Regions from separate parts of the Homo sapiens genome. Here region 2 is linked to region 1. A link is an interaction called in ENCODE POLR2A ChIA-PET data of the cell type or tissue named here. Cell type or tissue: HepG2. All regions are shown on one strand. Links, peaks and the distances in the headings refer to the core of each region. The heading gives the core; the rest is flanking DNA. Region 1 overlaps HNMT (histamine N-methyltransferase). Region 2 holds the start of LOC101928273 (a long non-coding RNA gene).

Region 1 (4,403 bases), core at 78-4,077:
AAGCAGAGTTAGTGACTGTAGTGAGGACAGGGGAGGCTGAGTCCAAGAAGAAGAGCAGGAAATACTTTGTGGAGGATGTGGAGGATATACCCCTTGGGCAAGTCTGTGTATTCTACTGTTAACTGTCTTCCTGGTTTTGGGTCACTTACTTTGGACTACTTTAGGCTCTAGAACTTTCTCTATAATGAGCAACTACATAGGTTCTGCATGATATTTATGGATGAGGCTTTGGGATAATAGGAAAAAATCATGCGCTTCAGGAAAAATCCAACCTGGGCTTGGAGATCGGCTCCACCGTCTATTACTTGATGAAATGCATCTTAAACCATCTGAGCCTCAAAATATCTGAACCTCAGCTCTTTCATTTTTAAAGGAAGTCCCCACAGAGTTTCCATTAGAATAAAATGTGATTACATATGTCAAGTGGCTAGCAAAGTGTCTGGAAAATAATAAGCCTTCATAACACTTAGCCCCTCTATGATTCAGCTTCCAAAATAGCACTTAGGCAGTTTATGTTATTACAGCATATAAAGGGAAAGAAAACACTTTTTATTAAGCAATATCGATGAGCAAATTTTTGGAAGCTAGCTGGCTATACATTGCTTAAAAATTCAATAAATTTTAGTTTAATGAAAACTTGTTTTCTAATCAGCTGAATTGTGGATTTTTTTCTTCACTCCTGTGTAATTTCCTACCAAACAGAATATGCTGGCTTTCTGATTTGGGAAGTTAATGAAAACTGAATTATTAAAAATCTCCTTCTCTGTAAATCTCAATTTTTGGTACCACCGTGTCCCTCAGATCTGCCACAGATATAGAATTAATTCCCATGTTTCCATTCTGGGCTATGTTGAGTATTTTACTTAATTTTAAAGTCAGATATGTTTGTGGTTATAATATCCTGCTTTCACACAAGCTGTATGTTAAATGCATCACACTTACATTCAATGAAGGGCATGTAATTGAGATCTCTGAATGTGGAACTTGTTAAGTTCAAAAACAAAGAAAAGCAGTGTCTCATTTTCCAGACACCTATTCTCCACTCCCTGAAGTTCAAGGATACGTTTAATAAGATAGCAGAGGAATGTTGCATTTTTTAAAATCCAAAGGCATTTAATTTAAAATGGAAAAAAATCGTGAAAAGAAAAAATTAAGGCTGGGCGCAGTGGCTCCTGCCTGTAATCCCAGCACTTCGGGAGGCCTAGGCTGGTGGATCACTTGAGGCCAGGAGTTCGTGACCAGCCTGGCCAACATGGTGAAATCTCTACTAAAAATACAAAAATTATCTGGGCGTGGTGGCGTGAGCCTGTAATCTCAGCTACTCGGGTGGCTGAGGCACAAGAATCACATGAGCCTGAGAGACGGAGGTTGCAGTGAGCCTAGATCGCGGCACTGCACTCCAACCTGGGTGACAGAGAAAGACTCTGTTTCAAAATAGTGATAATAATAATAAGAAGAAGCCTGTAGAGAGACAAAAGAACGCAAATTTCTTATTCACTAGAATTATCCTATGCAAATGTGTGGGTCTCTCTGTCCTTTAAATTGCATATGTGTAAAATGGGTATAACATGGTTTATGTTATAGGGTTAGAGGTGTTGTAAAGATTACAGGCATTATATGGAGATAATTTACCACAGTTCATGATATATAGTAATTACTCAAGAAAGTGAAGTTATTATACATTACTTCAACAAATATTATTGAGCACCCACTAAATGTCAGGTTCTAACCATTGGAGACGTAGCAGTGAATAAAACAGGCAAAAACACCTAATTTTACGGATGGTGGGAAGTCCCACGGAGAAAACCAAAGCAACAAAGAAAGGGGAAGCTGCGGTGTGAAGACTTTGCAATTTTCAACTGTGTGATCTAGTAGGCTTCATGGAAAAGATGACACTTAAAAGAGGATGAAGGAAACTAGGAATGAGGGAAATGCAGATTTGCTTTCTAAACGGGCAGCTCCAAATGGCAACTCAGAAGAGCGCTCATCATGGATCCTCATGCCTGGCTTGTCTTTCTGACGGGTGCTACACAAAATGAAACACGAATTCCGCTTGAGAACCCTGGAGCTTCCCCGAATGAGACAATCTGCAGGTCAAGAAAATAGGGGATTAAAGACTGTGGCCATATCTCCTGCCATTCGATTTCAGCCTATCCCTGCTTCTTTTCTCATATCAAAATATATATTATCAGCAGGAAAAATTTAATTCTATTACATGTTGCATTAAGATTATTATCATTTTTGTTCCCTCTACTAGAATATCAGGCAGAAAAAAAATGGTTTCTAGGAAGAGCGATTGCTCATATAACTCCGTGCTTGGAGATGAAAAATAATTTCAGGTGTGGGTTTGCAGCCAGAGAAAGAACAATCTGATTGTGAACTGCAATATGAAAGACAGAAGATTCCTGACAAGATCCTTTCTTTTCTTTACTTCTCTTTTTCTCTCTCTATCTCCCTCCAACACCCTGGGTACCTCAGTATTAAAGCAGTTCTGTCTATATGAAAATATGAGTATAAAATATTAAAATAGCTGTAGAGTTTCAAGAAGGGGGTTATAAATATAAATTCTTAGTCAAAAGGGTGTTGCCATTTGTTTTCATGTGTCTTCTGGTTCTTGGCCCAGGAAATCTACTGCCTGAGGGTTTTGCAACATCAGGAAGTCTAAGAAAAGTCATGCAACCAAAATGTTCTACAAAACACAAACTTAGAGAAAATGCTTCAAAGGGTGCTGAAGACTGAAATGTACAGATATTTGATGGAAAACTCAGAAAAGATACAACAAATACCTCAAGAAACAGAGGATAGCCACCATTCTCTTGATCAGCATCATCCTCACTGTCCTCAGAGCTGAAGTATACTCGGTGCTAGGCACTGAGAATCTATAGGCTCTGAAGAAAAGCTCTGCTAATCTACAACATAGCTGGGATTGCTCTTTAAATATTTGCACAGGTATAAAACTGTTACAGGACCGGGCATGGTGGCTCACGCCTGTAATCCCAGCACTTTGGGAGGCCGAGATGGGAGGATCATGAGGTCAGGAGATCGAGACCATCCTGGCTAACACAGTGAAACCCCGTCTCTACTAAAAAATATTTAAAAATTAGCTGGGTGTGGTGGCTGACGCCTGTAGTCCCAGCTACTGGGGAGGGCGAGGCAGGAGAATGGCATGAACCTGGGTGGTGGAGCTTGCAGTGAGCTGAGATCGTGCCACTGCACTCCAGCCTGGGTGACAGAGGGAGACTCTGTCTCAAAAAAAAAAAAAAAACCTGTTACAGGTGAATCAAAATCTTCTGAAGAAAAACTGTCAGGAAAACACACTTGTGGGAGCAGTGCTTTGGGCTTCAGCTGTTTAGCTGAAGGAGATGAAGGAGAGGCCGGAGGTCTAGTCCTTACCATCATCTCTCGTATATAAAATTATAGTTTTGTTTTTTTCTCTCTCTGGCTAAAAATTAATAATGCAGAAAACTCAGGACATAGAGAAAGGTAAAAAGTAGAAAAGAAACATCTCACTGCTTCCTAAACTTTTATTTTTCTCCATTGATCAAATCAATTTTTTTCTTAGTCTATCTAGGTGAGATTATTATGTATATAAATTATTTTGCCTTTCTCTTGAGTGTTAAACTATGAATATATCAAAATTTATTTTAATGTGTTATTTGTAGTGGCTATACTATATTCTCTTAAATGGACATGTGAAATAATTCATTTAATTATTAATCTTTCATATATAATATAAATAAAATAAAAGTATGGCCGGGCGTGGTGGCTCACGCCTATAATCCCAGCACTTTGGGAGGCCAAGGTGGGTGGATCACGAGGTCAGGAGATCGAGACCATCTTGGCTAACAGGGTGAAACCCCGTCTCTACTAAAAACGTGGTGATGGGCGCCTGTAGTCCCAGCTACGCGGGAGGCTGAGGCAGGAGAATGGCGTGAACCCGGGAGGCGGAGCTTGCAGTGAGCCGAGATCACACCACTGCACTCCAGCCTGGGCGACAGAGCAAGACTCCGTCTCAAAATAAATAAATAAATAAATAAAAGTATACATTTATGTAAAATTCATTTATATTTGTATTTATATATACTTTATATATGGAAATATATATGGATATATTTTATATGTGAATATATAATTTTACATATAGTTTGTCTTATATAACATAAATTATACTTTATATATTATGTACTATATATAACACATAATATATATAACTATACTATAAACATATATGAACTATGCTATATATTATACAATTTACTATTATAGTATGCCTATATAGTATATTATATAAGAATATTATATAATGTATTACCAATTATATATATTATATATTACTTATTATATGTAATATAATAGATTACCTATTTTATGTATACTACCTATTATAATTATGTAATATGGAG
Region 2 (4,403 bases), core at 95-4,094, 52 kb after region 1:
AATACTTTCTTTGTGTTGTTCTTGTTATATCTGAGAAGAAAAATGATGATTAAATTTCTAAATAAAACATATTCTGTTAATTTACAACTTTTCTCAAAATGGAAGAGTTTAAATTGTGATAAAAAGTAGTAGGTAGAGTGTACACCTATGTTCATAACAGCATTATTTACGATAGCCAAGATTAGAAACTACCCAAGTGTTCATCTACACATGAATGGAAAAATAATTTGTATATATATATATACATATATATATATGAATATTATTCAGCCTTAAATGGGAATGAGACTCTGACACAATACTACAACGTGGATACATCTTGCAGGCCTGATAAATGAAATAAGCCACAAAAAGACAAATACTATAAGCCCACTTATATGAAGTGTCTAAAGTAATAAAATTCATAGAAATGGAAAGTAGAATTATGTTTGCCAGGAGCTGAGGAAAGGGGAAAATGAGGAGTTAATGGGGATAGAGTTTCAGTTGTGACAGATGGGAAAGTTCTGGACATTGATTACACAACAATGGAAATTCACTTAACACTATTGAACTGCACACTCAAAAATGGTTAAGATAGTAAGTTTTATGTGTATGTTACCACTATTTAAAAAATTAGTTAAAAAATAGTAGACCGAAATTTATTTCTAACGGTGGCTTCCCACCACCATTTGGGGGGAGTTCTGTTGTGAAATTTTAGGTGATTTACTTTCTCAAATTGTACTGAGTCATGGGTTTGTTTTCCCATGGAAAAATTACTAAAAGAAGAGTGCGTGGAAACACATAACACTTAAGTCACTTCCATATTGCAAAGGTATGTCCATAAGACCTTTGACTTTGATAAGATTTGTAAAAGCTATGCGGCCTTTTCTTCCTCCTCACTCCATCCCGTCTCCCAGGGCCAGCCTGTTCCTCAAAAGAGTGAAAAACATAGGAAAATTACTGCCAATCATCCAACCAGACTATCTAAATGATGTAAAGTAATTATTAAATTTTACTCAGCCAATACACTGTTTGAGCTTGGATTATAAACCACTGTTTACTCTCACAGTGTCTGGCAAAAAATAGGCACTCTCATTTTGTTTTCAACAGACAGATGGTGTTTGCCCTTCTAGAGCTCAAGAAGGAGGGTGATCAAGCAAATAGGCTTAAGCACATTTTGAGAAAAGCAACATGGCGCACAGCCCTGGGGCAAGACTATGTCGGGCTCAGGACTTGAGTCTGTCATTTACTAGCTGTGTAATCTTGAGCAATTCACTTAAATATCCTGATCTTCATTTTTTTCCTGTGTGAAATGACATTAATAAACAATGTCTGTAACAAGAAATGTAAAGGCCAAATGTAAAGAAATGTAAAATCCTAAGTCCTGCATGCCTTCTACCACTGGTCTAGTCACATGTGCCAGCTGAACATTCCCTGGGCCGCAATTAATGTGACTGATGGTTTTATCCCTGGTTTTCCCAGGGTGAAATCTAGACACAGGAATCCTGAAAAATGCCTCTGTGGAAAGATAGATTGAAAGCAGGTCTTCTAAGGGAAGCTGCAGAATGTTTCTCCCTCAGCCTATAGTTTGACAGAATGATAAGATATCAAGATGAAACCCTGAAGACCTGAGGATTTTTCACGGATTTCATTATTCTATTGAAGACCTAAAAAAAAGTGGCTAAAAAAGATATTTTTAGAAATTGCTTTAATATGGTTTTTATTAACATTTATTTAATTAACTACATAAAATCTGTATATAAAAGAGGCAAAAGTTTATTCTTACTCTCAGCCAGACAGTTGCTGATAAGGTAGTGTTGACAGGAATCTCCCTGACTCAACAACCATAAATATGGTTGGAATGTGGTATTTGCTCTTCCTGGAAACAATGCTTCCCACTTACAGAGTTTGTATTCAATATGGTGTTAATACATAGACCTCATCCAACTATCTCTCTGTGGAATCTGAGCTCCTACTCAAGTCAATATCCTATAATATGCTAAACAGAAAACCTCCTGTATTAGTTTCCTGAGGCCACCATAACAAAGTACCACAAACTGGGTGGCTTAAACAACAAGAATGTATTCTCTCACTGTTGTGAAGGTCAGAAGTCCAAAATCAAGGTGTGTTAGTAGGGACACCCTTCCTTGGAAAGCTGCAATCCTTCCTTGCCTCTTTCAGCTTCTGATGGGTCTTGGCATTTCTTGGTCTGTGGCAGCATAACTCCAGTCTCTGCTAGAGTTTACAAATGGCCTTATCCCCTGTGTCTTTGTATTTTTCCATCTTCTCATACGGACACCTGGCATTAGATTTTTGTGTGCACCGTAAATCCAGGGTGGTTTTATTCCAGAATCCTTTTTATATCCCAAATATATCTACAAAGATTCTGTTTTCAAGTAAGGTCACATTCTGATGTTCCAGGTTGGAATGGTCTGAATGTTTGTATACCCCCAAAATTCATATGCTCAAACTGTTTTTTTTTTTTTTTTGACACAGTCTTGCTCTGTTACCCAGGCTGGAGTGCAGTGGCACCATCACGGCTCTCTGCAACCTCCACCTCCAGGGTTCAAGTGGTTCTCCTGCCTCAGCCTCTTTGGTAGCTGGGATTACAGGCGTGTGCCACCACGCCCAGCTATTTTTTGTATTTTTAGTAGAGATGGGGTTTCACCATGTTGGCCAGGCTGGTCTCAAACTCCTGACCTCAGGTGATCCTCCCACCTCAGCACACCCAAAGTGCTGGGATTACAGGCATGAGCCACCACGCCCAGCCCATATGTTCAAACTTGATCCCCAATGTGAGAGTATTAAGAGATGCAGCTTTTCTTTTGGGTCGGGGTGGAGGTGGGGGTGATTAAGCCATGAGGACAGATTCCCCATGAATTGGATTACTGCCCTATAAAGAGGCTTCAGAGACCTTGGTCAACCTTTCTTCCGTGTGAGGACACAGCAAGAAGGCACCATCAATGAAGCAGTGAGTAGACCCCTGCCAAACGCTGAATAGGAAGTCATCTTGAACTTGCAGCCTCCAGAAACTATTAGCAATAAATTTTCTCTTGTTTATAAATTACCTAGTCTATGGTATTTTTGTTATAGCAGCTCAAATGAACCAAGACACAGATGTACATAAATTTAGGGAAAAATTATTCAACCCACTATACCTCTTTCCTTTTTTACTAATTCGTATTTAATTAATGATGCATGTGGTTTATTTAGTGACAACAACATCTATGGTCAATATGTGAGACTCTCAGAAGAGGAAATGTAACCATCAGCAGCCAACAGAAAGTGGGGGGCAATAGAAATTCTACCTCATTCCCCAAGTTAGAGAAAAAAAAAATCACTGCATGGAGATATGAAATAATGCTTTGTGGGTCTGTTTTCCTATAGCTTCTGTATATGTCAATCTTCTATGCTCAGCTTTCTTTGTATCTTATTTTTTAATTTTAGTATAAAAATGAATGTTTTATTGCCTTCAATTTACCATTATTATTTTTTACATCAGTTGTTCTTTGTGTGTGTGTATGTGTCAGATTTAGTTTTCTGGAGTGTGAATGCATGTGGTGTGTGTGTATGTGTGTGACCTAAATAAGTTTATCTCCTGAAAAGAAAGCAATATCAACATTTAAAGATTAGGTTAACAGAACTCACTTTATTAAATGCCTGGTATGTGTCCAGGCCTTGAGCTGAGGAATAAGAACAATGATGAGTAAAGACCATCCCTGTTCTCAAGGTGTTTGTAGACTACAAAGGAGCCTGCAACCTTACAGCAAAAATAAAGTAAATAAACACAAACCATGGAGCATGTTGCACTCACAGAGGTTCATTCTCACCCATTTTGAAGATACTGGGAGTAATTGGAACTTTGTTGAAGAAAACAAGGAGATCATTTCTGTTTTGTCTGTGCATCACCATGACTACCTAGCACCATGGAGAAAGGGACCCCCTTTCAGAGCACAAACTCTGACCACAGAGGGCCTTTGTCTATCCTTCATTTTACTCTAAACTTTTCTCAAAATAACCATGGATGAAGCTGGAAAACATCATTCTCAGCAAGCTAACATAGGAACAGAAAACCAAACACTGCATGTTCTCACTCATAAGTGGGAATTGAACAATGAGAACACACGGACACAGGGAGAGAAACATCACACACCAGGGCCTGTCAGGGGTTGGGGGCAAGGGGAGGGATAGCATTAGGAGAAATACCCAATGTAGATGACGGGTTGATGGGTACAGCAAACCACCATGGCACATGTATACCTATGTAACAAACTTGCACATTCTGCACATGTATCCCAGAATTCAAAGTATAATAAAGTAAATAAATAAATAACCCTTTGTGAAGCTGTACTTCTGGAGAAAAGCCCACACAACTATGGGACATTAAGTATGCATCACAAGTAAGATTTTAAAAATAATTTAAA

Evidence for each region. ChIA-PET counts read pairs that join two places held together with the same protein. Peaks named below come from ENCODE experiments on the same cell type or tissue, not always from the same donor. Only the 100,000 strongest peaks of a DNase experiment are listed, where the experiment ranks them.
Region 2: POLR2A ChIA-PET joins it to region 1 with 6 read pairs; 3 of 35 experiments call an interaction of 5 or more read pairs at or near these places.

What each region holds. Positions count from the first base shown.
Region 1 is chr2:137,978,900-137,983,302 of GRCh38, reverse strand. All of the region lies in intron 2 of HNMT (histamine N-methyltransferase), which reads right to left. Among named protein-coding and RNA genes, the nearest start is that of HNMT, 17 kb to the right of the region's middle. In HepG2, for the core only: no CTCF peak of the experiment used is centred there; no DNase peak of the experiment used is centred there.
Region 2 is chr2:137,926,449-137,930,851 of GRCh38, reverse strand. It overlaps LOC101928273 (a long non-coding RNA gene), which reads left to right and starts at 2,920. Exons shown (of 3, transcript NR_120402.1): 1 at 2,920-2,950. In HepG2, for the core only: no CTCF peak of the experiment used is centred there; DNase peaks (open chromatin) are centred at 1,471 and 1,871.